Linked DNA regions of Mus musculus: all the other regions are linked to region 1. A link is a loop called in an ENCODE intact Hi-C map of the cell type or tissue named here. Cell type or tissue: left cerebral cortex. All regions are shown on one strand. Region 1 holds the start of Trappc5 (trafficking protein particle complex 5). Region 2 overlaps Pex11g (peroxisomal biogenesis factor 11 gamma). Region 3 holds the start of Xab2 (XPA binding protein 2). Region 4 holds the start of Pnpla6 (patatin-like phospholipase domain containing 6). Region 5 overlaps Arhgef18 (rho/rac guanine nucleotide exchange factor (GEF) 18).

Evidence for each region. A loop is a pair of places that touch in the nucleus more often than their neighbours do. Peaks named below come from ENCODE experiments on the same cell type or tissue, not always from the same donor. Only the 100,000 strongest peaks of a DNase experiment are listed, where the experiment ranks them.
Region 2: it touches region 1 in a loop (4-fold over the local background); 16 of 42 quality-filtered maps call a loop at or near these places.
Region 3: it touches region 1 in a loop (4-fold over the local background); 31 of 42 quality-filtered maps call a loop at or near these places.
Region 4: a loop joins it to region 1, with 6 times the contacts of the local background. A loop is called at or near these places in 3 of 42 quality-filtered maps.
Region 5: a loop joins it to region 1, with 3 times the contacts of the local background. A loop is called at or near these places in 14 of 42 quality-filtered maps.

Annotation. Positions count from the first base shown.
Region 1 is chr8:3,674,479-3,679,478 of GRCm38, forward strand. Trappc5 (trafficking protein particle complex 5) reads left to right here and starts at 1,999. Exons shown (of 2, transcript NM_025701.4): 1 at 1,999-2,125; 2 at 4,537-5,000. The coding sequence starts at 4,546. Gm45231 (a long non-coding RNA gene) reads right to left here and starts at 1,921. Exons shown (of 2, transcript XR_870093.2): 1 at 1,749-1,921; 2 at 1-128. In left cerebral cortex, a CTCF peak has its summit at 1,910 (motif pointing left); DNase peaks (open chromatin) are centred at 1,933, 2,455 and 2,738; H3K4me3 peaks cover 1,900 bases; H3K27ac peaks cover 1,420 bases.
Region 2 is chr8:3,462,289-3,467,288 of GRCm38, forward strand. Pex11g (peroxisomal biogenesis factor 11 gamma) reads right to left here. Exons shown (of 5, transcript NM_026951.3): 2 at 3,495-3,683; 3 at 1,634-1,812. It also overlaps a transcript of Tex45 not described here. Among named protein-coding and RNA genes, the nearest start is that of Pex11g, 2.9 kb to the right of the region's middle. In left cerebral cortex, CTCF peaks have their summits at 2,210 (motif pointing right) and 3,289; no DNase peak of the experiment used is centred here; H3K4me3 peaks cover 61 bases.
Region 3 is chr8:3,619,286-3,624,285 of GRCm38, forward strand. It overlaps Xab2 (XPA binding protein 2), which reads right to left and starts at 2,011. Exons shown (of 19, transcript NM_026156.2): 1 at 1,943-2,011. The coding sequence starts at 1,993. Pet100 (PET100 homolog) reads left to right here and starts at 2,266. Exons shown (of 4, transcript NM_001195244.1): 1 at 2,266-2,326; 2 at 3,057-3,143; 3 at 3,308-3,340; 4 at 3,939-4,950. The coding sequence starts at 2,300. The coding sequence ends at 4,022. Pcp2 (Purkinje cell protein 2 (L7)) reads right to left here. Exons shown (of 4, transcript NM_001129804.2): 4 at 4,084-4,273. The coding sequence ends at 4,154. In left cerebral cortex, no CTCF peak of the experiment used is centred here; a DNase peak (open chromatin) is centred at 2,132; H3K4me3 peaks cover 1,825 bases; H3K27ac peaks cover 719 bases.
Region 4 is chr8:3,512,847-3,517,846 of GRCm38, forward strand. It overlaps Mcoln1 (mucolipin 1), which reads left to right. Exons shown (of 14, transcript NM_053177.1): 12 at 1-19; 13 at 1,937-2,067; 14 at 2,168-2,386. The coding sequence ends at 2,204. It overlaps Pnpla6 (patatin-like phospholipase domain containing 6), which reads left to right and starts at 2,565. Exons shown (of 35, transcript NM_001122818.3): 1 at 2,565-2,710; 2 at 3,664-3,722; 3 at 3,835-3,903; 4 at 4,231-4,318; 5 at 4,479-4,561; 6 at 4,712-4,809. The coding sequence starts at 3,699. In left cerebral cortex, CTCF peaks have their summits at 2,484 and 4,218; DNase peaks (open chromatin) are centred at 2,518, 3,036, 3,973, 4,735 and 1 more place; H3K4me3 peaks cover 3,014 bases; H3K27ac peaks cover 3,149 bases.
Region 5 is chr8:3,356,286-3,361,285 of GRCm38, forward strand. The region is part of intron 1 of Arhgef18 (rho/rac guanine nucleotide exchange factor (GEF) 18); the gene reads left to right. Among named protein-coding and RNA genes, the nearest start is that of Gm30369, 3.1 kb to the left of the region's middle. In left cerebral cortex, a CTCF peak has its summit at 1,975 (motif pointing right); a DNase peak (open chromatin) is centred at 1,971.

The DNA of each region.
Region 1 (5,000 bases):
TGTCAGCCTGGTCTGAACATTCAAGGTTGTCTTCTGGCCTCCACAGGCACATAGCCCCCTCCTCTTTCTTCTCCTTTTCTTTTCTGAGACAGGATCTCATTATGTAGACATGGCTGGTGTGGACCTCCCTGTGGAGACCAGGTTGTCCTTAAACTCATAGAGAGCCACTTGCCTCTGCCTATTGAATGCTGGTATTTATTCGTTTATTTTTAAAATTTTGAATTCTTTAGCTAGAAAGCCCCACATTGTTTTCATTTCTTCTCATAGTTCTTTTAATTCTTCTCTCAGATATCACGCCCTGATAGCAGCCCCGCCTCCCTCCTCTCCTCCAGCTCCCTCCCTTTCACCATCCCTCTCCCCCAGATCCACTCCTTCAGAAAAGGGCAGGCCTCCCAGGGATCTCAGCCAATCAAGTTGCAATGAGACTAGGTACATCCTCTTATATTTAGCCTGGACAAGGCAACTCAATAGGAGAAAAAGAGTCCCAAAAGCATGCTAAAGAGTCAGAGATAGCCCCTGCTCCCACTGTTAGGAATCCTACAGGAAGATCAAGCTACAAAACATAATATGTAGTCAGAGGATCTATGTCTGACCCACGCAGGCTCCCTGACTGATTGGGAAGGGAGGAGAGAGAGAGAGAGAGAGAGAGAGAGAGAGAGAGAGAGAGAGAGGCGGAGAGAAGAGGAGAGGCCAGCCAGGAACCTGTGGAGAGAGGGGGAGGGGGATGAGGAGAGAGGGAGAAAGGGGTCAGGGAGGGAAGAGAGTCAGAGAGAGTAAGAATGTCTTCCTGTGGGGTCATGCTCTCCCCTTCAGCTTCTTCAATCCTTCCCCTAATTCAAACATAGGGGTCCCCGACTTCAGTCCAATGGTTGGGTGTAAGTATCTGCATCTGTCTCAGTCAATGCTATGAATTTTTAAATTAAGCATATGGGGCAGTGGCATGGTTCATCTGTAAAGCACTTGCCTAGCCATTGTGAGGCCCTGGGTTTCATCTGCAGCATTGTAAAAGACATAATTAAACCTGCACCTGACTTATGCAGGTTGGAGATATGAATAGACTCCAGGAGAAAATGACCTACATTCTTTCTGCCGCTTGTGTTTCCTCTTAAAAAGATCAGCTAAACACGGGAAGCTCTGGGCACATATATCACCTTAATTTTGTTGTCATCTTGGTCTACATAGCAAGACTGTTTCAAACAACCACCAACCAACCAATATACAGCACAAAAAATTAAGGGGCTGGGGAGGTGTCTTAATAGATAAAGTACAATTGTAAAGATCTGAGTTTGATCCTGAGTACCTACATTAAAAAAAAAAAATTGCTGGGTGTGTTGGTCACACCTGTAACCCCAGAACTGCCAGCCAGTGAGGTGTTTGTGGGGCAGACAGAAGGATTTTCTGAGATGCTTGACAGCTAGCAGAAATGGTTACCCCAGGTCCAGTAGTTAGACCCTGTCTTAAAATAAGTTCCAGAGCAATAGAGATAGACTCAGTGTCAACCTCTGGTCTCTGCACACAGGAGTGTTGGGCACATGAGACACACTGACACACAAAGGGAGGATAAGGATGGTCAGACGCCTCCGCAGGTAAAACTACTACTACTTCTAAAACACTGCAGCTACACCATCTGTGAAAGATGGAAAAACACCCCCAGATCAAGCGTTCTCCTTCACCCACTGGTAAAAAAAAAATCACGTGTCAGGGGAAATTGCGTGTAAATACATCACGTCTACAGTTCACGTACTTACATACTTAAGAAGATACGTGCCCGAGGGCATGCACGTGCTCCTGGGATAGAATACTTTGCATACTACACTCTTGCTCAAAAGCCAGCTTTTATAGCAAGATCTCATAGCCCAGTGCCCACCAGCGTTCTGCGCCGCGGGGCTTGGACACGGGCGCCCCCTTGCGGCCCCTCTCGGTCACCGCATTGCCCCGCCCTCCGTGCGCAAACGAGCTAGCCCGCGCACGCCTGCGCACTCACAGGCCTTTTACGACGCCATCAAGGAGTTCCGCTGACCCGCCCGCAGCACAGTTCCGGTTGAGACCTTTCCCCGCCCGAGAACCTTCTCCGGCGCGCTCGGGCCTCGTCTTTTTTTCTGTGCGTCCGGAGCAGCGTTCCCGGGTCAGTCTGCTTTGGGTTTCCCCTGGGGGTGATGCGGGTTCCGCGGTCCCGGCCGGGCGTCCTAGAGCAGCCCAGTCGAGCATTCTGCACGGTTCCTTTCCCCAGCTGGGGAGCCGGACGGTCCATCCTAATCTCCCAAGACCTGGCCCGTGGGACATGCTTTGTAGGGGAGGGTTGTCGGCTCCAATCCATTCTCCAGAAGCCATGAAGGCTTCACCTGGTGGTCTCCATTCACTGTTGTGACTCCCGGCTGCCGGCACGGGAGGCCCAGAGGCTCTCACCGCTTCCTCCTGCCTCCTCCACTAGTGTCCCCATCATCCGTGCAGTTTTCTAGAGACTTTGTGGGAGTATGAGTTCCGACGGGATCTCTTTTAGAGTTAAGGGTCACCGTGGAAACGGCTTCCTTCATGACAAATAGACACTTCCGCCGCTCCCCAACCTCATGTTACAGGGTTGGGAATTTTTTGCACCCCCTCCTGGCTTGGCCTTGGCTCACCGGTGTCCCTTACTGTCACATACTTTTCTAGCTTTCCTGGAGGGGTTGGGCAGGAAGGTCTCTAGGGTAGTCAGAGCTGGAGCACATGCCGGCTAGGGAAAACATAATTGACTGTCCTTTGTCCCCTCTCCATTCACCAATGTCCCGCCCCCGCTTTAAAGACAGAGTGTATTAGTGCTTTTCTCCTTCTTGTTGTGGTCATATATACCCGACAAAAGCAACCAGAAGAAGGAAAGGTCTGTTTATTCGGCTATTGACACATGGTTTCAGGAGCATGAGGCCGCTGGCATTGCATCCACAGTCGAATGCTGGCGCCAAGATCACTTCCTTCTTTTTACCTTAGGGTGGTGATGCCTGTATTCATACTGGGTCTTCCCTCTGGAAATCCAGAGACGTGTTTTCATGGTGATTCTAAATCTAGGTCGTGAAGACGAACCATTGCACAGGGTCTCACTGTGCTCTAGGCAGTCCTGGAACTCACCCGGGCTGGCCACTTTCTGCCATCTTACTGCCTCAGTCTCTGGAGTGCTGGGGCTGCAGGTGTGCTCCTCCAGTTTTGTGGCCTCTCTGTATTCCACCTTTTTGATTGATTGATTGACTAATTAAATTTTTTTGAGACAGTTTCTCTGTGTAACAGCTCTGGCTGTCCTCAGTCTCACAGAGATGCCTCTGCTTCCTGAGTGCTGGGATTAAAGGTGTGCATTCATCATGTGTGGCACCTTAAGTTTTAACCATTCCCCTGCCACATGCCAGCTTCTTAAAAATTACATTAAAATTTTTTTTAGATTTATTTATTTACATTTAAAAAATTTATTCATTGCATGTTTGTGTGCACATGTGTGTATTTGTGAGTGTGCATGGGGGTAAAGGGCAACTTTTGAGAGTGAGTTCTCTCCTTGTACTCTGTGGGTTCTGGGATCAAATGGGGCTTATCAGGCAAGTGTCTTTACCTTCTGAGCCATCTTGCCAGTTCCACTGATAGTTCTTTGGGAAGACTTCTTATTTGTTTGAGCTTGATTTTATGTGTATGTGTGTTCAGCCTGCATATATGTATGTGTAATGTGTGTGTGCCTGGTGCCCTAAGTGGTTAGAGGATCTACTAGATCTAGTTACAGGTTGTTGTGAGTCACCATGTGGGTGCTGGAATTCAAACTCGGTCTCTCTATAAGAGCAACAAATGATCTTCTTTCGCTCCAGCTTTTTTTTTTTTTTTTTTTTTCCTTTCAGTAAGAAAGGGTCTCATGTAGCCTAGGTTGGTCTCAAATTCCCTATGTAGCAGAGGATGACCTCAGACTCCAGATCCTCTTGCCTCTGCCTTCACCTCCTGAGTTCGGGGATTACTGATGTATGCTCGGAGTGCACTGTACCGACTGAGCCTTACCCGCAAGTGCTTTTCATGAATAAGAAATCTCTTGAGTCTCCAACTTTGGGGTAGTTTCTATCACTCCCTTTTATTTCCCTTGAAAGATTTCTTTTTAATTTTAATTGTTTTTATTTATATGCATGTGTGTCTGAGTATGGGTTTGTGCGTGTGGTGCAGGGCAGGGACCAGAGGCATTGATTCTTCCTGGAACTGGAGTTACAAGTGGTTGTGAGCCATGTGGAGTGGGTGCTGGGAACTGACTTAACGTGCTTTGCAAGAACAGTATGTGCTTTGACCTGCCGAGCCCTCTTCTCTAGTCCTCTTCGTTTCCCCTTTGACAGGCAAGATTATAAAGCTCTCACTCTAGTATTTGTGCTTTGCTTGCTAAATGTTATGGGGTGTGTTTTACCAGCAGTTTAATGTCCGCTTCCCTTCTGGTCTGTTTGGCACTAAAGTTCTCAGCGCTAGTCCAGATGGGTTGTATAGGTATCCTGGTTCTCCGTGGTGCCAGGCCTCATCCACCCATTGCCCTGACTTCTGGTCTCCCTGCAGGACTGCATCATGGAGGCGCGTTTCACACGCGGGAAGTCGGCGCTGCTAGAGCGCGCACTGGTGCGGCCCCGCACCGAGGTGAGCCTGAGCGCCTTTGCCCTTCTCTTCTCCGAGCTGGTGCAGCACTGTCAGAGCCGCGTTTTCTCTGTGGCCGAGCTTCAAGCACGCTTGGCTGCCCTGGGCCGACAGGTGGGCGCCCGAGTCCTAGATGCCCTGGTGGCCCGTGAGAAGGGTGCCCGGCGTGAGACTAAGGTGCTGGGCGCATTGCTCTTCGTCAAGGGTGCGGTGTGGAAGGCACTGTTCGGCAAGGAGGCGGACAAGCTGGAGCAGGCCAATGATGACGCCCGCACTTTCTACATCATCGAGAGGGAGCCGCTCATTAACACCTACATCTCCGTGCCCAAGGAGAACAGCACACTGAACTGTGCCAGCTTCACAGCGGGCATCGTGGAGGCTGTGCTCAC
Region 2 (5,000 bases), 210 kb before region 1:
AGGCCAGCCTGGTCTACAGAGTGAGTTCCAGGACAGCCAGGGCTACACAGAGAAACCCTGTCTCGAAAAACCAAAATAAATAAATAAATAAATAAATACATAGATAGATAGATAGATAGATAGATAGAGGTGGAAGGCCAGCAAGATGGCTCAACTCCAGTAAGCTGTCCTCTGAACCCCACTTGTCCACTACGGTACACACATGCCCCACATGCCCCACATGCCACATGCCACATGCCCCACATGCCTCACATGCAAATGTTTAAAAGACATTTTAATCAAATAATAAAAAAAATTAAACTTAGAGGACAATGACTGAGGAATGCCATCTCAGGTTGACCTCTGGCCTCCACATGCTCATGTATGCCCTCACATGCATGCAGGGGTAAGAAAAGTGATGGGGAGCCAGGGAGATGGCCCCATGGTTAAGACCATTGCTTACAGCAATTGGGACTTTAGTTCTGACCCCAATGCACAATGGCAGGCTGGGCATGGTCTTGTACAGTAATCCAAGTGCTGAGGGTTGAGGAGTGGGGACAGAAGGGCCACTGAGGCTTGCTGGCTGCCAAACTAGCCGAAAACACAAAGTCTGGGTTCAGGCCAAGACATGCCCTCAACAGAAAGGTAACAAGAGTTCCACATCCTCCTCTGCCCTGCCCTCAAAAGGTGAGGGCACACACACATACACACACATACACACACACACCACCACCACATACACACACAAACACAATCTATAAACTCATGTTTAATGGGACTGAAGGAGGGACTCGGTGGCTAGGACCAAGTGTACTGCTCTTGCAGGGGTGGATTGGGTTCCCAGCATTTATGTTGGGCAGCTCACCACTGCGGGTAACCAACCCCACAGATGCCAGCATCCTCCTTTGGCACAGGCACACGCACTCATATGCACTAAACCATCAACACAATAAGAAATCAATTCTTTCTTTAAAAGCTTTCAAAAATAAATGCATCCATTAAGAGAGAGTGATGACAGAGAGAGAGGAGTAAAGAAGCTGGAGATCAGAAGCAGAGACACATTCGAAGACACTGAGGTGTCAGCTTTGGAGGAGGAGCGGGGCACAAGCAGAAATGTGGGCTGGCTAGATGAAGACACACATGGACACACTGTGGAGCCTGCAGAAGGTCCTGGCCTTGCCCCACCTGGACTTTACACCATGGAGCTAATTTCAAGCTTCTGGCCTCCAGTACTGTGAACTAAATGACCTGTTGTTTAGATGATCCCATTTGTAGCCAACTTTTACAGCAGTTACCTTACCAGAAACAAAACAGAGGGATAAACATTGGGGGGGGGGGCTGCAGAGATGGCTCAGCAGCTGAGAGCACTGGCTGCTCTTGCAGAGTACCTGATTTTGGTTCCCAGCACCCACACAGCAGCTCACAACTGTAACTCCAGTTCCAGGGATATGACATCCTCTTCTGGCTTCTCATGGGGCACTGCACACACAGGGTGCACAGACATACATGCAGACAAAACATTCAAACACAGAGTTAAAAATAATAAATATAAGGAAAGAGATTCTAATACGTGAAGGGTGGCCAACTTTTGGGCCTCTGCTGAGGTAACAGCCATTGGGGACTTCAGGTGGCCCCTCTGGCAGATATCACTTACTTGACAGCTCCAAGAAGTAGAGAGAGAGTCCAGAGGGCTGTGTTCAGTGTCCACCACCAAGCAGAGTCCACCCGGAGGACCTTGGCATCGGCAGCCCAGGCGATATGCTCACAAGGATAGTACAGTTGGTCAGTCACATTACTCAGGACAGACAGCCATCGGATGAAGATGTCCTCCTCCTATAAAATCAAGGGGTGGGGACAGGCCTGCAAGTCAGACCTCCCCACTACCCATCTAGGATGGTCCCATTCTGACCCCACAAGCCTCCCCCATGACCACAGTCTGTGTTCTGGTGCCTGGGCAGTACAGCCTACTGCTAACAGCTGTGCAAGAAAAGAGCTAGGCCTGGCTTCCTCTCCTCATGCTCACTGGACAGCTCACTGGCCCTCAACTTAAGCAACGGAATCTCCTCAAGAGCTGTCAAAACCCTAAGTCACAAACATTGCAGGAGGACAGGGCTAGACACCAAAGTTTGTTGTTGCTGTTACTTAATTTTTACTTACTTCTTTGTGCCTGTAGCACACATATAAACACGCCCATATGTACGCAGTAACCTCCAGGGCCAGAAGAGGGCATGAGAACCCTGGAAGCTGGAGGTAGAGGCATTTGTGAGCAGCTGTGAGCAACAGGTGCTCTTAATCGCTGAGCCATCTGTCTGGCTCCACAAATTTTGTTTTAAAGAAAGGGTCTCATATATCTGAAGCTGGTCTCAAAATCACTCTATATGCGATTGACTTCTAGGGTGTGTGTGTGTGTGTGTGTGTGTGTGTGTGTGTGTGTGTGTGTGTGTGTGTGTTATATGCACATTAGTGCAAGTGCTTTTGAAGACCAGAAAACGGTGTGATGTTCTCTAGAGATGGAGTTATAGACAGTTGTGATTCCCCTAGTGGAGGGGTGTCAACATAGGGAGGGTGTGAGAGTATAGGTGTGTGTGTCCACAGCATGTGTGTGGCGGTTGGAAGACAAGCTCACTGCCATCAGTCCTTGCATTCTATTTTGATGGGGACAGTCTTTCTCCCGACTCCTCTCACCAAGCTAGCTGTCCTTCATGCTTCTGGGGACTCTCCTGTCTGCACATGTCACCTCCCTGTAGAAATGCTACTGTCAGAGGCATTACCTTAACAAGATGTATGTGGGCCTGAGATTCGAACTCAGGTCCTCATACTTGTGCATCAAGCACTCTATCCACTGAGCCATGTGCACAGTCTGTCCTGTTTGTTTGTTTCTGAGACTGTCTCTCTCTCAGTCCTGAAGCTCACTAAATAGGCCAGGCGGCCTGGGCAAATGGGATTCCCCCAAGGATCTTCCCATCTGTGCCTCTCCAAAATGGGATTACAAATGTGGGCCTCCACCCCCAGCTTATTTTACATGGGTTTTGGGAATCACACTCAGGTTCTCAGGATTACACAATTATTTCACCGACTGAACTATCTCCCTAACCCAGATCTTAAACCTCAGATCCACTTGCCTCTATTTCTCAAGTGCTAGGATTACAAGTGTAGGCCACCACCCCTGATGTGGGGACTTTCGAAGTGTGTGTGTGGGGGGGGGGGGGGAGTGTTCTCTGTCCATCTAAACTCAGATGATCAGTTTACCTGCCTGGTGAGTTTGGGAGTATGGCTCAGCAGCAGAGCCCCTGCCTAGAATCCTCCACTGAGGGGCAGTATATGTAGCTTAACAGTAAAGTGCTTAAGTAAAATGTGCAAGGCTCCAGTTCTGTGGCCAATACTACCATAACAAATAGTAAGATCACCCAGTAGGAAGCACTTTGGAGCAAGCCCTTAAAACATCCATGGAAGCCACTGCTCTTGATCCTTGGGAAGTTCAATTTCCCTCTCCCTACAGCCCCATTAACCATTACCTTTGTTCCCAGGCCATACTGCTTAGTGTAGACAAACATGGCCAGGTCATCAAAGAGTCTCAAGACAGTCCTGCAATGATTGAACTGGGCTGACACCACCAGCAAGCGCCTTCCCACTTCGGACCTGTTGGGGCATTGTTCCACTAGGACCCCACCGATCAGCTGGCAGCAATACCCCAGTGTCCGGATCTGTGGGAGACCAGAATCGGTTACCATGGTTCCAATCATGGCTGAGCTGCAATCCCCTACCACACACCCAGCCATGGACACTTTAGGATGGAAACTGGAAAGAGTTGCTGGGCACGGTGGATCAGGCCTATACTTGTCAGTACTTGAGAAACAGAGGCAGGAGGATCACCTCCAAGTTTAAGGCCAGCCTGGGCTACTGAGATCCTGTCTCAAAAAAACCCAGAAAGTTCTAAGAGTCATCAAACTGCCAACCCAATCTGAAAGGTTTTTATCTTTTGTTTCTTTCTTTTGGTTGCTGAGGCTGGGTCTCACGTTCACCTCACTCACTGCATAGCCCAGCAAGTCACTGCCATGCCCCTGCCTCAGCATCCGCAAGGCTGTAATAACAAGCATGGGGCACTTAATCTGGCTAAAACTGAAAGCTTCTTTCGTTCTCTCTTCCTTTTTTAAAAGATGTAACATTATTCTAATTTGTTAATTTGAGACGGGGTCTCCGTAGCCCAGGCTAACCAGACACCGTGGTCATGATTAGAATTCCTGATCCTCCTGTTTCCACCTCCCAAACTCTGGAATGAGAGGTGTACAAGCATCTGGTGTACTTGAGACTGAGACCAAATCGTGCACAATGCACAAGCACTCTACCAATTGAGCCAACATCCCAGGCAAGGCAGAAGTTAAGAGGAGAGCTTGACATCAAAATCCAAAAAGTGCCACATAGCCGGGTGTGGTGAGGCACACCTGTCATCCCAGCCAGTATTTGGGGAGCTGAGGCATAAGGACAAGAAAGTTCAGGGTCAGCCTGGACTACAAGGTAAGTTATAGGCAACCAGAACTTCATAACAAGGTCCTGTTTCAACAAAGAAAGAAGAGGGGAAGAGAGGAGAGGGGAAGGGGAGGGGGGGAAGAGTTGCCATGGGGAGTCCCATTAGAGTGCTAGCTTGCTCACCAATGGTTGAAATGACAGAAAACAAAACTATTTCCCACCTCCTGGGCTCTCCTTTGCCCACAGGCAGGGGCATAAGGCTCTTCCGCCTAGCTCTGCCTTTAGCAGGACTGAAAAAGCAGTCTAGGTGGCAAAATAGCCATTTGCTTGGAAGACTTTAGAGAGGGGCCATTCAGTAAGACACTTAGAACACGGAAATTTAGCAGGCTCACCGCCCTTGTATCTTTGTTTCTTTTGTTTTGAGACAGGGTATCCTGTAGCCCAGGCTGGCCTTGAACTCCTGATCTTTCCATTAGAAGTGCCGAGATCACTGGCTTGTGCCAATATATCTGGTTTGTGCGGTGCTGAGGAAGGACCTAAAGGTTTCGTCTATG
Region 3 (5,000 bases), 55 kb before region 1:
CCCAGTGGGTAGAGTCACCTGCCACTGAGACTGAGTCCCATGGTAGGAAGGAATCAACTCCTTACGTTGTCCTCTACCTTCCACATGCACACAGTGGCAGGCACATGACTTGCCTCTTACACATGTTAAAATTAAAAACAAACAAACAAATAAACAAAAAGAAGTAGAAAGATGGCTCAGTTGGTACGCACAAGCATGATTGCCTGAGTTCAGATCTCCAACACTCACGTAAATGCCAGGCATGGCAGTATGTATCTAAAAACCCCAATGCTGGGCAATGCCAGGCATCGCGTTATGTATCTATACACCCCAGTGCTGGGCAAACACAAACAGGTCCCTAGATCCCTAGGGCTCACTGGCCAGCCATTTAGCCCGCCAGTGAGCTTCAAGTTCAGTGAGAAGACTTTGTCTCAAAAGTCAGATGGAGAGCAACGGAAAGTCAGCTCATGTCTATTTCTGGTCAATGCGCATTCATACACACACAGCCCATGCACTTACAATACACGCTATAGTTAAAAACAAACAGGGCTGGAGACATGGCTCAACAGTGAAGAGTATGTACTGCTCTTGCAAAGGACTGCACTCATTCCAGGCAGCTCATAATTACCTATAACTCTAGACTAGGGCCTGTGTGGACACCTGACTCACATGCACATACCCACACAAAGACATCCACATAAACATAATTTTAAAAATACATCTTTAACAAGCAAACGGACACAACACAACAAGGTCCCAGACATGATTTCTTCCTCTATTGAAGCTGGATCACCAGATATTAGCTAAAGCAGTGGTTCTCAATCTACGGCCACTATGCCTTTGAGGACCAAAAAAATCCCTTTCACATGGGCTGCCTAAAAACACCAGAAAACACAGATATTTACATTATGATTCATAACAGTAGCAAAAGTACAATTATGAAGTAGCAATGAAAACGATTTTATTGTTGGCAGTTACACAACATGAGGAACTGTATTGAAGGATCACACATTAGGAAGGTTTCAAACTACTGTGCTAGATAGAGTGTTAGTTTAGACCTCTGGCTCTCAGCACTCAACTGCCCACACAGATCTCTTAGTTGTTAAGGAGACTCTGCCCAGATATCAGCTTTGTTCAGTAAATCTCACTCCCTGGCCCCAATCCTCACACTCTTAAGAAGTCTTTGACAATTTCATACATATATACAAGGAGTTTTGGATATCTTCACCATCCATTATTTTCTCTTATGCCCTTCCCATAATCCCTAGCGTCTCACAGCACTAGGGCCAGAGGCCTGGCCGCTGTCATGGACAGCTGGTTGTATCCAGGCACCACACACTTCCTCCCGGACATCAGGCTTTTGATCCTTCACGCTTACACTATCACCACCGCACCTATCTTCATACCTGGCCTGTATAATAACATTTTAAAGTTTTGTTTTGTTGCTCTTGAGACAGGGGTCTCACTATTTGTTCTAGCTGTCCTGGAATTCACTATATAGACCACACTGGCCGCAAACTCACAGAGATCCACCTGCCTCTGTCTCCCAAGTTCTGGGATCAAGGGCATTCACCACCACACCCAACCCAAAGTTTTAAAGTTTTTAACTTATTATTTTCCCCAGCCTCTTCTCAGGTGGCAGATACCGGTGATCTCCATGAGTGCATCAAGCCGTTATCCAGAATCCAGAACACTAGCCGGTCACTATGCCTATCAAAATCCACGTCGATTCACTCTCATTCCCCTCCTGGCCTCTTAACCTCAACAGCAGCTCCTCACTCGAGCCATGAGGGTACGTACGGTTCTTTATTCCCGGTCTGATCAGTGTTTTGACATGTCGCCCCATGGACTGGGGTCTAGTCCCCCCCCGCCCTCCCCCCCCGAGAGCCAGACTCCGATCCTGTAAGGTATCCAGCTTTGGATCTTCCCTAGCGAATCACCCTCCACCTCGCTGCAGACTTACAAAAACAAGGTCCGGCCGCTCGGAACGCGGAACTCGCGCCATCACCACCATCTTCCTGGCTCTCCAGGTACAGACGAGAGTCGCGCTCTAGTGGCGTCACGCACAGAAGGCCCGCCCTCTTCGAGACAGACCCGTTTTCTATTGGCTGCACCGCACTTTGACAGCACCGCTTGCTCTGTTAAATTTTGAGTGGTTAAGGAAGTGACCGGAAGCAAAGGGGCGCCGGAAGATGACGTCACAGACCCGGGTTCCTGACCACTCCGCTTCCGTATTGGCCCTTGGGCAGCACCAATGAGGTTTTGCATTACTGGACAGTCGACTTTGGGCGGAAGTGGCTTCGTAAAACCGAAGAGCGAGATGGGGGTGAAGCTGGAGGTGTTTCGGGTCAGTGAGTTCTAGGCGTTGGACGTCTGGACCCGGGGTCTTTCAGAAAATGAAAATAGATCTTGGAAGTGAGAGAAGCGCAAGGCAGGGAGGCGTTCCACAGAGAAAGTGTCTGAGACTTGTACTGGCACCCCAGCAGAAGGAGCACTAGATGTGGGGGCTTAGAATGGAGGGAAGCGTCTCAGAGATGGGAGAGCTGAAGAGGGTGGTTCAAGGAAGGGAGGCTTCAGATCCAGAGTGGGGTTTCCAGAAGGAGAGCCCAGAGCTCATGATGGGTCTCAGATAGGATTTCTAGAAGTAGGAGAATATATTTGGAAAAAAAAAAAAAAAAAAAAGAGGGCCCTCTATATGAGATGCTACGGGTGGGTATCAGATTGGGAGTTAATAACATCTCAAGGATATGTGTTTGTAGTAGGAACCCTTGGACTGTTAGTCTCTCTCTTCCTTTCCCTCTCTTCTACATCCTTCGTGCACGTGTGCCTGTGTGTGTGTGTGTGTGTGTGTGTGTGTGTGTGTGTGTTTGTGTGTGGTGGTGGTGGAAGGGAGTCGTGGACAGAACTACTACGAGTAAAATCTGCTTGATCATGAAAACCAGGCTTTAAGGTGCCAGGTTTCTGTTCTCCGGGTAGGATTTCTGGGGTTCCCGGGGAGCCCCTGAGGCTGAGCTCCGGACCTGTCCTTTGGGCTTCCCTGCAATCTCCCTGTGCTCCACCCACCTCTGCTTTTACAGATGTCCCTCTACCTCACTTTCCCCGTGGTTATGTTCTGGATCTCCAATCAGGCTGAGTGGTTTGAGGACTATGTTGTCCAGCGTAAGGTGGGTATCAAAGTGCTTGATGGATAATTCCTGCGGAAGGGAGGGTATGAAGCACCAACTTGCTATTGAGATCCATTGTCTGCCTCTCATGAGTCAACCCTGTTGTGGATGTGGGGCTCTGGATTCTCCTGCCTTGTGTTCTCACCTGTGACTTTGTTCCACAGAGGGAGCTGTGGCCAAGAGAGAAGGAGGGTCAGGTCAGTAACCTGTTTTCCCCAAGGAGCTGAGTCACTCTTACCTAGTTGGGCTTGGAATAAAGATTTCACCCTCAGCCATAGGTAGGAAAGTGGAAGCAGCAGACTGAGTAGGAATTCCAGACTAGCCTGGGCTAGAGACCTTGTCTCCATAAAGGTTTCTTGTTGTTTGTGATGGTGTATACCTACGGACACTTGGAAGGAGGAGTAGGAGGAGTATCAGATTGAAGCTAGCCTGGGCTGCATGGGGATAGAGAGAGGGAGACAGGAGAGGAAGCTGTAATTCCAGCATTCCAGCACTCAGGAGATGGATGCAAGAGGATTGAGAATTCTGGCTATTCTCTGCCGCCTGGTGAGCTCAAGGCTAGCCTGTAGTATATGAGACCCCATCTTAAAAAGAGGGGAGGGCACAAATGGTGTCACATATTACCTTTTCCCCGAGGGATGAAGCTGAACTCACTTGTACAGTGATTGTGATTGGCATGGGGCTCCCAGTGTGGATACTGAACTCTGAAGCCAAAGGGAGGATAGTGTGAGTGAGTCCAGGCTGTGAGGCCTGTACTCTTCCTTCCTTCCCATCACACCCCTTTCCCCATTCCAGCGCCAGGAGCTAGAAGAATTTAAGCAGAAGATCCGGAAGCAGAAAGAAGAGAGACTTCTTCAAGCTGCCCAGCAGAGCTCCTGAGACCTTCAGTTCCTCAAGTCCCAGCTCCCTTCCCCACCACAGAAAATAACACACACTCAACTCTTTGTTGCTAGTGCCAAGTGTTTTATTGTTTTCAGGGGCCAGTGGGAGGCCCAGGATGGCTAGAACTCTCAAGGAGCTTGTGTCTGGGGCTGGGGGCTGCTGTTCCTGCGGAAGCTGAGTGCAGCAGGATCCTGAGGGGTGAGCAGGGGTTGAGGGCTGAGGGTCCCAGGTCGTTTCTGCATTCCATCCTGGGGATGAAGAAGGGTCAGACGGAGGGAGGGGACCAAGGAAAGTGCAAGTCAGAAGTGCCTCCAAACAATGTTTTTTTTTCGTCTGCTAATTAGGGTGGTGGTATTTGGTCAGACATTGGCCTGTTAGTGTATACCTGTAATCCCAGTACTCAAGAAACAGGCAGGAGGATTATTTTGAGTTCAAAGCTAAATACTAAAACAAACAAACAAACAGTTGAGTTGAGAAGATAGCTCAGTCATTGAAATCCTTGCTATGCTCATTTGAAGACCTGAGTTTAAGCCAGGTGTGGGTTTATGCACTTGTAATCTCAGTGCTTAAGAGTCAGGAGGATCCCAAGGGCTTCCTAGCTAGAGAGCCTGATCTACCTGGAGTTCCAGGGCACTGAAAGCTCCCAGGGCAGGAGATTGACTTCTGGCCTCCACCTGCGTGTGCACACGTGTGCCCGGAGCTCTAAACATGTATGCTAATGTACACAGACATAGGGCTGGGGCTGGAGCTCAGTTGATAGAGACTGCATCAAAGCCCTGGGTTCTATCCCTACCCACATACATCACTCATGGTGACTCACACCTGTTATCCCAGAACCCAGGATGCACATGTAGGAGAACATGCCAGCCAGAGCTACATGAAACCCTGTCTCAAAAACAATAAAGCAAAACACTCCCAAACAGAAGCCCTACTCTTCATTGATTTATAGGGGTATGCATTCATATGCCTTCCAGG
Region 4 (5,000 bases), 160 kb before region 1:
CGCCTATGACACCATCAAGGTCAGCCATCTCTACCATCTCCTCCCTGGGAGTCCTGGCTTCCCCTTCCCCTCCCCTGAACATTTTCAGCCCTGAGTTCCAAGAGTCGCCTGGCTTCACAAAGTTGTCCTGGCTTCACAATAGTTGGAACAGGTAAGACTCAGAAGCTATATAAAGTCCAAAGGAAGAGTGGCCAGGAACTGGGTTTGGAGTAGTTGGGGTTGTTTGAGTCATCCTGGAAGAGTAGCCTAGGATGTACCATAACTGGATTCAGTTGGATGGGCAGGAAGGGACGGGCTCCCATGGTCCCTCATGGGTACAAAAATGTGCCAGTATTTTCTCTCTCTCTCTCTCTCTCTCTCTCTCTGTGTGTGTGTGTGTGTGTGTGTATGTGCCCCCCCTCTGTGTGTGTGTGTGTGTGTGTGTGTGCGTGTGCATGCATGTTACATGTATCAGAGGACAAACCACAGGAATTGGTTCTCCTCCTTCACTGTATGGATCATAGATCTGAACACAAGTTACCAGCTTTGCAGCAAGTGCCTTTACCTGCCACACCATCTCACTGGCTTCCTCCCTCTCTCATACCATCTTTTATTAAAAACCATTTACTTATTTAGGGGTGAGAGGAGGTTGTGCACAGCACAGTGTGTTTGGAAATTAGAGACGACTTGTGGAAATCAGCTCTCTTCGTCCACCATGTGGAGTCATCAGGTTTGATGGCAAAACTTTTATTTCCCCTCTGAACCTTCTCACATGTCTGTTAAGATCTTTCCTTTGAGAGTGAGCTTGAACGTCTGCCCAGTGTCCACCACCTGAGAGCTGGGCTTATAGATAGATGCATACTATCACCTCCATTGTATGTGGTCCTGGGGGTAGCAATCAGGACTTCCTGCATACTATGCAGTCACTCTACCAGCTGAGACACACATTCAGCTTAGGGGCTTTTTCAAGACCACCCTAATACCCAACTACAGCAGGGACAACAGGGTCCCCCTGTACAACCCTCCATGTTTCCTCTATACCTATTGCTACTTGCTGTCCATACACAGACCATTCATATTCCTCACTATCACTAGATAGACAATGACCACTTGATTCTCCTTGATACCCAGCCCCCCAGACTCCTTACAAGATGTTTGCTGGGTAAATTCTGCCTCCCTGCTACCCCACAGTCCTCTGTGCTCTCATCTAGGAAACTACAGCCTGCAGGAATGCTACTTCTTCTTTGTACCCTATAAGACACCACACACATACACATGCACACACACACAAGGCAAATATACATAACTATCCAAAAGTCAGTGCAGCTAGGTGGCTGCTTGGGACATTCCCTTCATCTCTTGAGAATTCTAGATTGAGGAGATGGGAGCCCGAGGAAGAGCATACTTGTAGAAAGGAACATCCAAAGACTGGGAGGCAGAAAGGACCTGGAGAAATAGCAGTGGTGCCAGGAAGTCACAGGGAGAATGTTCGGGGACTCTGCCTCATTCTGAGGCACTGGCAGTGGATGTGTGCACTCTTTCCCACATGGATAGAAGCTCTACCACAGGTACATTACTGTCACCCAGGCCCTAAGCAGCCACACTGAGTCTCGCTGCAACACTTGGATATCACGCAGGACCCGTGGATGCAGGAGTTCAGGCCTTATGCCCACTAACTCTTTTACACTGTTCCAGCTGAGATGCTGGGTTACTAAATACCAGTCTAGGCTTCTGGCCCGCAGCAGAAGGCACTGAACCAATGAGCCTGAGACCTGCGGCCACATCCGGGGATAGGGAAGATTTCTACAGTGAAGCAAGCCACAAAGCAAAGGTCCAGAAATGAGACCCAGAGTGGTCACATCAGAGCAACAGCAGGATGTCCAGTTGGCCGGACCTAAAGAGCACTAGAGGTCAGGACCATCTTTCATGCTGAGTTCGGGGAATCGTCTCTTTCCAGCACCCAGGAGGTACTGGCACAGAGAAGAGTGAGCTCCAGGCCTACATCGAGCAGTGCCAGGATAGCCCCACATCTGGCAAGTTCCGTCGTGGCAGTGGCTCAGCTTGTAGCCTTTTCTGCTGCTGTGGAAGGTTGGAGCCCCAGATCTGGGTTGTGGATTGATTAGAGGCTGGGGGAAGAAGTGTGTGCCAGAGAGACTGGGTGCCTCTTTTTTCCATTTCTCTCTTCCAGGGACTCCCCGGAGGACCATTCGCTGCTGGTGAACTGATCCAAGATGATTGCCACTAGACTTTATCCCCATGTACTGCTGGGACCCCAGCTTATTTATTTTTAGAATTTGCTTTAAAAGATCTGCGTCTGACAGGCCTTGTGAGGGCTTGGGCTGATCGAATCGGACACAGGGGAAAGGGAGGGCATGTAGGGCGGCTGTTAAATAAAAGGGAATGTAAATGCGGTGGTCTAATTTGTAACAGGTGAGGCAGCCCTTTCATAAATCGTCAGCTCCTTTAAGAGGCCGCCACACTAGGCATGGCTGGCGCAGTGCGACCTTCCAAGCATGGCGGGAGGCGGGGATGGGGCGTGTCCTGCAGCGGAATAATTTAAAGGTGCCGCGTCTGAGGCAGCGGGCAGAAAACTAGGGGTGTTGGCCGAAGCTGGGTGGACCTGGTTGCAGCTCCTGAATGGTACGAGTTTCCATCGACCGAGCAAAGGTGTCCCTTCGAGGACTGTTAGAGAGCTTCAGCTTTGCCCCGGATCGATTTGTCCTGATTCCGGGTAGGTCCCGACTTTTTGATGCTCCAATACCACCCCACCCCCATTCCTAAGTTCCTTGTCCCGGTGTTTCCGCATCGGTAGTCAGATGCGACCTGGAGTACGGAATGGAAGTAGTCAATCTAACAATTTTCCAGGTAACATCTCAGGGCCCTGCGATCCTTCTAAATTCCCATTAATAATAGTCTAAAGGCATCAGAAAGATCTCCAGCGTCCCAGGAGAGTCCCGGTAGCGTTCCTACCTTCCCCGGTATCTTCCTGGAAGCTCCTAGACTCCTAAGTAGTTATGTGTATCTCCGGATCTCAGTAACTTTCCAGTGCGTCGTTCCTCCTACCCTCCCCCAATTCCGGCGTCCCTGGTTACACATCCTGCATCATTTCACTAATCCCAGGGATGCTCCGCACCGCGAGACCCGGTAACTTTCCTTTTACGTGACAGTTAAATCTCCAAGCCCGAGCCTATAACACTTTGGGAGCTCATCTTACTCCGATGGCCCTAGAGCCCCCTTTTCAATAGATTGCACAGCAGTGCTTCCAGTGCACGCCCCAGCTTCCTTGATGGGCCCAGGCTTGGGTCAGGAGCCCAAAGTCCAATTGTCCCTCAGCCTCCTGGCTTACAGGTCCTGGTTTCTTCTGGAGTGAGACATCGCGTCTTTACAGGGTGTAGGAAGGGGTCTCGCCTAAGGGTTGGTTAATCAAGAGTAGTCAGACATACGGAAGGCCAGGCTAAGGAAGGAACCACTGCCAGAAGAGATCATGGCTTAAGGGCACCTGCCAGCGAGCTGCTGACTGTGGGTGCCAGGACGGCTACCCTTTTGGCCACAGGGTGCAGATGAAAACGTTACGGAGTCTGGTCCGCCTTATGCATAAGTGAAGTAGGACAAAGAGCTGGGGGCTGGTCTCATCCCTTGATCTGGGCGGGGAAATCAACTTGCCCCTATCCTTCTGTCTAGCAGTACCCCTCTAGACGCTCTCACCCCAACCCCGGCGAATGGAGGAGTCACTCCAGCCAAAGGTATCTAGGGGGCGTGGCTTGTGAGACGAGCTAGGGGTAAGGAGCCTGTAGGCGCTGCTGGGTAGGCTTGATTGACATCTTGTTCTGGTCCCTTTTGCTCCTCGATTTCCAGGACTGCAGGCTACAAGACCTGCTACCTAGTCCGAAACAATCGATGGAGGCCCCACTGCAAACCGGAATGGTAAGAGTTGGGGAATTTTTGTACCGGACTACAACTCCCGGCGGTCTTGCCGTGCACCACGCGATTCTCTCTCCGAGAACCAGGCATGTGCAGGTGAAACTACGTTTCCCGGCATGCATAGCGGGAGACCTAGTCTCTCGGAAGGCTTAGTTGCTCCCCCCACGTAGGGGGATGGGAAGGAAACCGCATTGACCCATTCTGCAGATGGGGACACCGAGTCACGAACTGAATACAACCTCCTCCGGGGCAGAGGTGATTCAAAAGACCCTGGAGGAGGGCTTGGGGAGACGGATATGCGTTGCCCAGCCTGTGCCGTTCGTTCCGCAGGTGCTGGGCGTGATGATCGGGGCCGGAGTGGCGGTGCTGGTCACCGCCGTGCTCATCCTCTTGGTGGTGCGAAGGCTGCGGGTGCAGAGTGAGGATTCGGGGGGAACCTTTGAGGGAATACTATAGGGATGGAGGGGAAGCTGCAAAACCTGGAGAAACCAAGCGGCTGGGGTGGGGATTTGTTGAAGCCTGCGTGGAGCTCAAAGCACCATCTTCCCTCCACCCCCTTCCCCGTCCCCAATCCCCAGAAACTCCAGCCCCGGAGGGTCCCCGGTATCGGTTCCGGAAGCGGGACAAAGTGCTTTTCTATGGCCGGAAGATTATGCGGAAGGTGAGTTCCAAGACCTACTGCTGGTCTGGCTGACCACAGCAGCCCAGCCCTTTCCTATTTACACGTTAGTGACCCTCTCTGCCTTCTTAGATCTCCTTAGAGCTCTCCTTCCTCTCCCTCCAATTGACTCAATATTCTAAATTCTCCCAGGTGTCACAGTCCACTTCTTCCCTGGTGGACACATCAGTCTCCACCACTTCCCGGCCCCGCATGAAGAAGAAACTGAAGATGCTTAACATTGCCAAGAAGTAAGGCAGACTCTGAGTGTATTGGGTATGAGACGGGTCAGCTCACACCGGAGTTTTTGCATTTCTAAGTTCTTGAAACATACTGATTGTCTGGGAAATATTCCCATAGTAGAGGGACATCTCAAGGCCCTCAGTTGGCAGGGGCTATCTCAGGGTTCTGCCATCTCAGACATGACACTTCCGGTGTGGGC
Region 5 (5,000 bases), 320 kb before region 1:
TTCTATTACATTTCTTTATATGTATGTGTGGTGTGCACATGTGTGCATGTGTGTAGAGAGCAGAGAATAACCTGTAGAAATCAGTTCTTTCCTTCCCACCATATTGGTCCTAAGAATCAAACTCAGATCGTCAGACTTGCTGGCATGCACCTTCTCCTAACTGAGCCAAGTCGCCAGCCCTGTGTTGCTGATTTTCAGGATGATTTTCTGTGGGGGATGGGAGCATATGAGTACAAGCACCATAGGAAGCCAGAAGAGGGAGTTGGATTCTCTGGTGCTGGATTCACTGCTTATAAGCTACCTACCTGGTAATAATGCTAGGAATCAAACTCAGACGTTCTGGAAGAATAGCACATGTGCACGCACGCACACACACATGCATGTACCCATACACACATGTACACATGCATGCACACAAACACACATACACACATGTACACATGTATGCACACACATACATGCACACATACACACATGTACACACATGTACACACATGTGCACACACACATACAGAAGTCAGGAACAACTTTTAGGATTCGGTTCTTTCCTTCCACCATGTAGGTTCCAGAGATCTTCTGGTCTGGGGGCTAGAGCCATCTACCAGCCCTTGTTTTGTCTTTTTAGAACAGTCTTTTCAACCAGGCTGAATCCAAACCCATCCTGATCCTCTTGCCTCGGTCTCCCAAATGCTGAGATTACAGCCATGCAGCTCCATGCTCAGCATTGATTGTTCTAGTTTATTACTGGCTACACTTGTCGATCTCTGACTATGTCTAATTGAACTTCATCATAGGTATGTGAGCCTGGGGGAAAGTTTGTATGCAGCAGCTATTGCCATGGTTTCAGGCAACCACTTAGGACATTCAAATGCACTCCATGGACTGGAGTGATACTCAGTTGGTAAAGGAAAACACATTAATGATTAACTCAAGAGTCACCAATAATCAGTCAGTGCCAAACTAAGGGAAAGAATTAAAATCACTCTGCTTTGGAACAGTTTTAGAAAGGTAGAGGCTAGATTTGAATTCTCTACTTCTTTCTCCTTATCTTCTATCATCTCCTTACTGTCCACTGTCTGAGTCTGAATAGGTGCTAGACTGTATGTTGCCTTGTAAATCTATCCCAGTGTCTGTGTGTCCATGACTAAGTGCTTTGCTCTGTATTTATTGAACTGCAAAGAAAGAGCCACAAAGGGAAGGAATGGGTTTTTTTTAAGAAGAAGGGTTGAAGTCACCTGCTCCAGCTGACTCATGTAACAAACACAACTGGAAGCAGACTTATGAGCCTATGTTGAAACCTCATTTATGGTAGTTATTTGTCTTATAAGGTTCTTTTAACCTGTTGGCTATTTGATAAACAACTAAGCTGAACCATCGAACATGAGATGCTGGACCACATTCTGGTCCCTTGCAGAGAGCCTTTGGGTTCTCAAGGGTGCCCCTTCTCTCCTTGTTCCTTTCCTCTCTTCTGTTTCTCTTCCTTCCCTTGCTCTTCCTTCCTTTCCTCTTCCTCCCCTCCCCTCTGTTCCCTCTTGTTTCCTTCCCAGGGGAAGATAGCAGTCAGCCAAAGTCAAAACATGTAGGACGCACAGAGAGAAGACCAGAAAGAGACTTTGGGGACTATTTGGGTTCTGAGGGGGGAGGATTCAGGATCGTCTCTGGCTTGGTGGGGGCAGAGGCGGGATGGGAGTGGGTCAATGGTCGGGTGCAGGGAGACAGGATCATAGATAGTCCCAGGTTTACAGTTACGGTGGTTGGAGATCATGTGCCTCACACCACTATTCTGGAATTTGCTTTCAGTACAGTATTGCCTGAGTTTCATAGACAATTCAATATTTTATTATGAGGGAAGAGGGACTATGTAAGATGAGTTTGCCTTAATGTGAGCTTCTGAGTGTGTCCTGAACCAAGTAGGCAGAGCCTGGAATTTGGGGCCATTCGAGAGGAAACCAAGCATGGGGCTTCTACCACCAGGGGGCAGCACCCGCATGGACAAGTGTAAGTTTGCCATGTACCTGCACATACACGGCTTTCAAAACCACCTAATATTTGTTATTATTTTACATTCCCATGCCCTCCCAACCTATCCGCTTCTCTTGCTTGACTCCCCTCCCTTCAAATAGTTTTCATTTCTGCATATATATATATATATATATATATATATATTCAAATATATCATTATTCTCTTGACTTCCTCCTTTCCCTAGCTTTGACTTCTTTCTCCCTCATACCATACTATACTAGTCCCTCTCTCTCTCTCTCTCTCCCCCTCCCCCTCTCCCTCTCCCTCTCCCTCTCTCTCTCTCTGACAGTTTCATGTAGCCCAGATTGGCCTCAAACTTTGTATAGCCTCTCTCATACATATAAATATATATATATACTCTAGATTATGCATGTGAAAGAAAACATGCAACATTTCTATTCCCAACTCTGCTATACCTCACTCTTGGTGATCTTCAGTTCCATCCACTCTTCTATGAATGACATAATTTCATTCTTCACAGCTACATGAAGTTTTCAGTCCATTTTAGCCTTGAACTTCTGATGTTCCTGCCTCCACCTCCTGAATACTGAGAGTCACACTGTCTACAGCCACACCTAACTACACCTTGATGCTCAGATGTGGGTCCACCTGCACAAGTTGGAACTCAACACCTGTCATCCCAGTCATGAGGAGACAGAGGCAGGAGTCAAGAGGACCAGGAATTCTGGGTTGTCCTCTGCTCTATAATAATATTGACCAGCCTGGAGTACTTGAGGCCTTGTCTCAAAAAAGTCAGTTGCCTAGCATGAAGGAAGCCACAGGTTCTGTTCTCAGCACCACATATACCAGGCATGGAGGTACATATGTGTCATCTCAGCACCCAAGAGGTTAAAGGACAAAGGTTAGATGTTAAGAGCCATCCTCAACTACACGGTGAATTCCAGGTCAGTCTGGGTTACTCAAGATCCCTTCTAAAAGAAAATCTATATTCTCCCTCATATGTAGACTCTATCCTACAATGCACACAAGTATACTACACAGTGTAAGCAGCTGTAAGTGTAGACACAGCCTAACCTTGATGGAGCTAAGGGTGAGATTAGATGATGAGAAAGGGCATGAGGCAGGAGAGAGGATATAAAGCTGTCTTAGTCAGGGTTTCTATTCCTGCACAAACATCATGACCAAGAAGCACTTGGGGAGGAAAGGGTTTATTCAGCTTACACTTCCATACTGCTGTTCATCACCAAAGAAGTCAGGACTGGAACTCAAGCAGGTCAGGAAGCAGGAGCTGATGCAGAGGCCATGGAGGGATGTTCCTTACTGGCTTGCTTCCCCTGGCTTGCTCAGCCTGCTCTCTTATAGAACCCAAGACTACCAGCCCAGAGATGATCCCACCCACAAGGGGCCTTTCCCCCTGATCACTAATTGAGAAAATGCCTTGCAGCTGGATCTCATAGAGGCATCTCCTCAACTGAAGCTCCTTTCTCTGTGATAACTCCAGCTGTGTCAAGTTGACACACAACTAGCCGGTACAAAAGCTAACAGGTTTTCCTAGTTTCAGCTCTGCTATGCTTTTGGTGTTGTGTGTATGGTGTATACGTGCATGGAGATGTAATTGGAAGTGATAGCGAATCCTCACAGCTTCAACGAGAGGCTACTCTGACAGCACAGAATTCACGGAGATGCACCAAGTGAGGCACAGGGTGGGTGTTGGTGTGAGTGGCTTCCCTAAACCAGTTGTGTGATCTTTTTATTTGAGTTAGTCAGAACAAAGTGATTTTATTTTTTTTTTGGTTTCAAAAAAATTGACATTAAAAGAAAAACAAGAGCTAGAGAGGTGCCTTAGCAGGTAACACGCTGGCTTTGCAAGTTTGAGGACGTAAGTTTGGGTCCCAGGACCCATGCAAAAACAGCTGAGCACTGTGGTGTGTACTTAAAACCCCAGCTCTGGACAGTCAGAGACAGGCAGACAGACCACTAGGGAACACTAGCCAGACAGCATAGCCTAATGGGAGAGCTCCAGGCTAATGAAAGATATTGTCTCAAAAATAGTATGGACATTGATCCTCAGGAGTGACTAAGATTGACTCTGACCTTCAAGTGCATATTCAAGCACACATGTACACCATATACCAGAGTCATACAGTCACAAAATCATGTGTATGTGTGTGTGTGTAATAGAGAATTTTCACATTTTCTATGTAAATAGATAATTGCCCTGTCAAACACACAATGAGCACAGAAATACACAGAGAGGCAGACTGACAGACATAACCAAGCTCCCCTCAGATGCAGGGTGGGCTTGTTGTCTCTCAGGAGTGTCTTGTTGGGCCAGAGTGAGTGGCCCCCTGGGTCTGGACTGAAGGAGACCTGGAGGCGCTGAGCCCTGCTTTGCCTGTAGCCCCAGGATCTGCCCCTCTCCACTGTTACAATGTCTAGCTCTCCTCCTCCAACCCAGGCTCCCGTAAGCTGATGTCTCTGGCAGGCCTTGAAGGCAGTCTCCGCCCTCCCCCCCCCCCTTGCTGGCAGGGATCCCCAGTCTAAGCTTCTGCTCCCTGGGGCCGATCTGCACCCTCCTCACATGCATGAGGTACCCATGGCTGACTCGGTGCTCAACCACTCCTGGCCGGCTCTCTCCAAGCTGTGGCTGAAGAGATGGGCATTTAAGCGAGGTAAGGAGGCAAGCAGTGGACCGCCACCCAGTCAGACACCCCTAAAGCACTGGCTAATCGTCCGCACGGGAGGTTTGTTTTTGCTTGGTTTTTTTGTTTGTTTGTTTGTTTGTTTGTTTTTTTTCTTAGCTGATTGACAGGCTTTGCCCAAGTCAACCTCAGAGACTATAACTGCCAATTTTTCCCAGAGCACCAAGGACCTTAATGAACATTGGGGCTCCTTTTTTTTTCTCAGAGAAAACGTTTCCCCAAGGCTCTGTGAGAAATTTACAGTAGGAAAATCCACCACATCACCAGCTGGTGAGCTCCCTTCGGGAGCTTGGTAACTGAGCATGGGTCCCTAG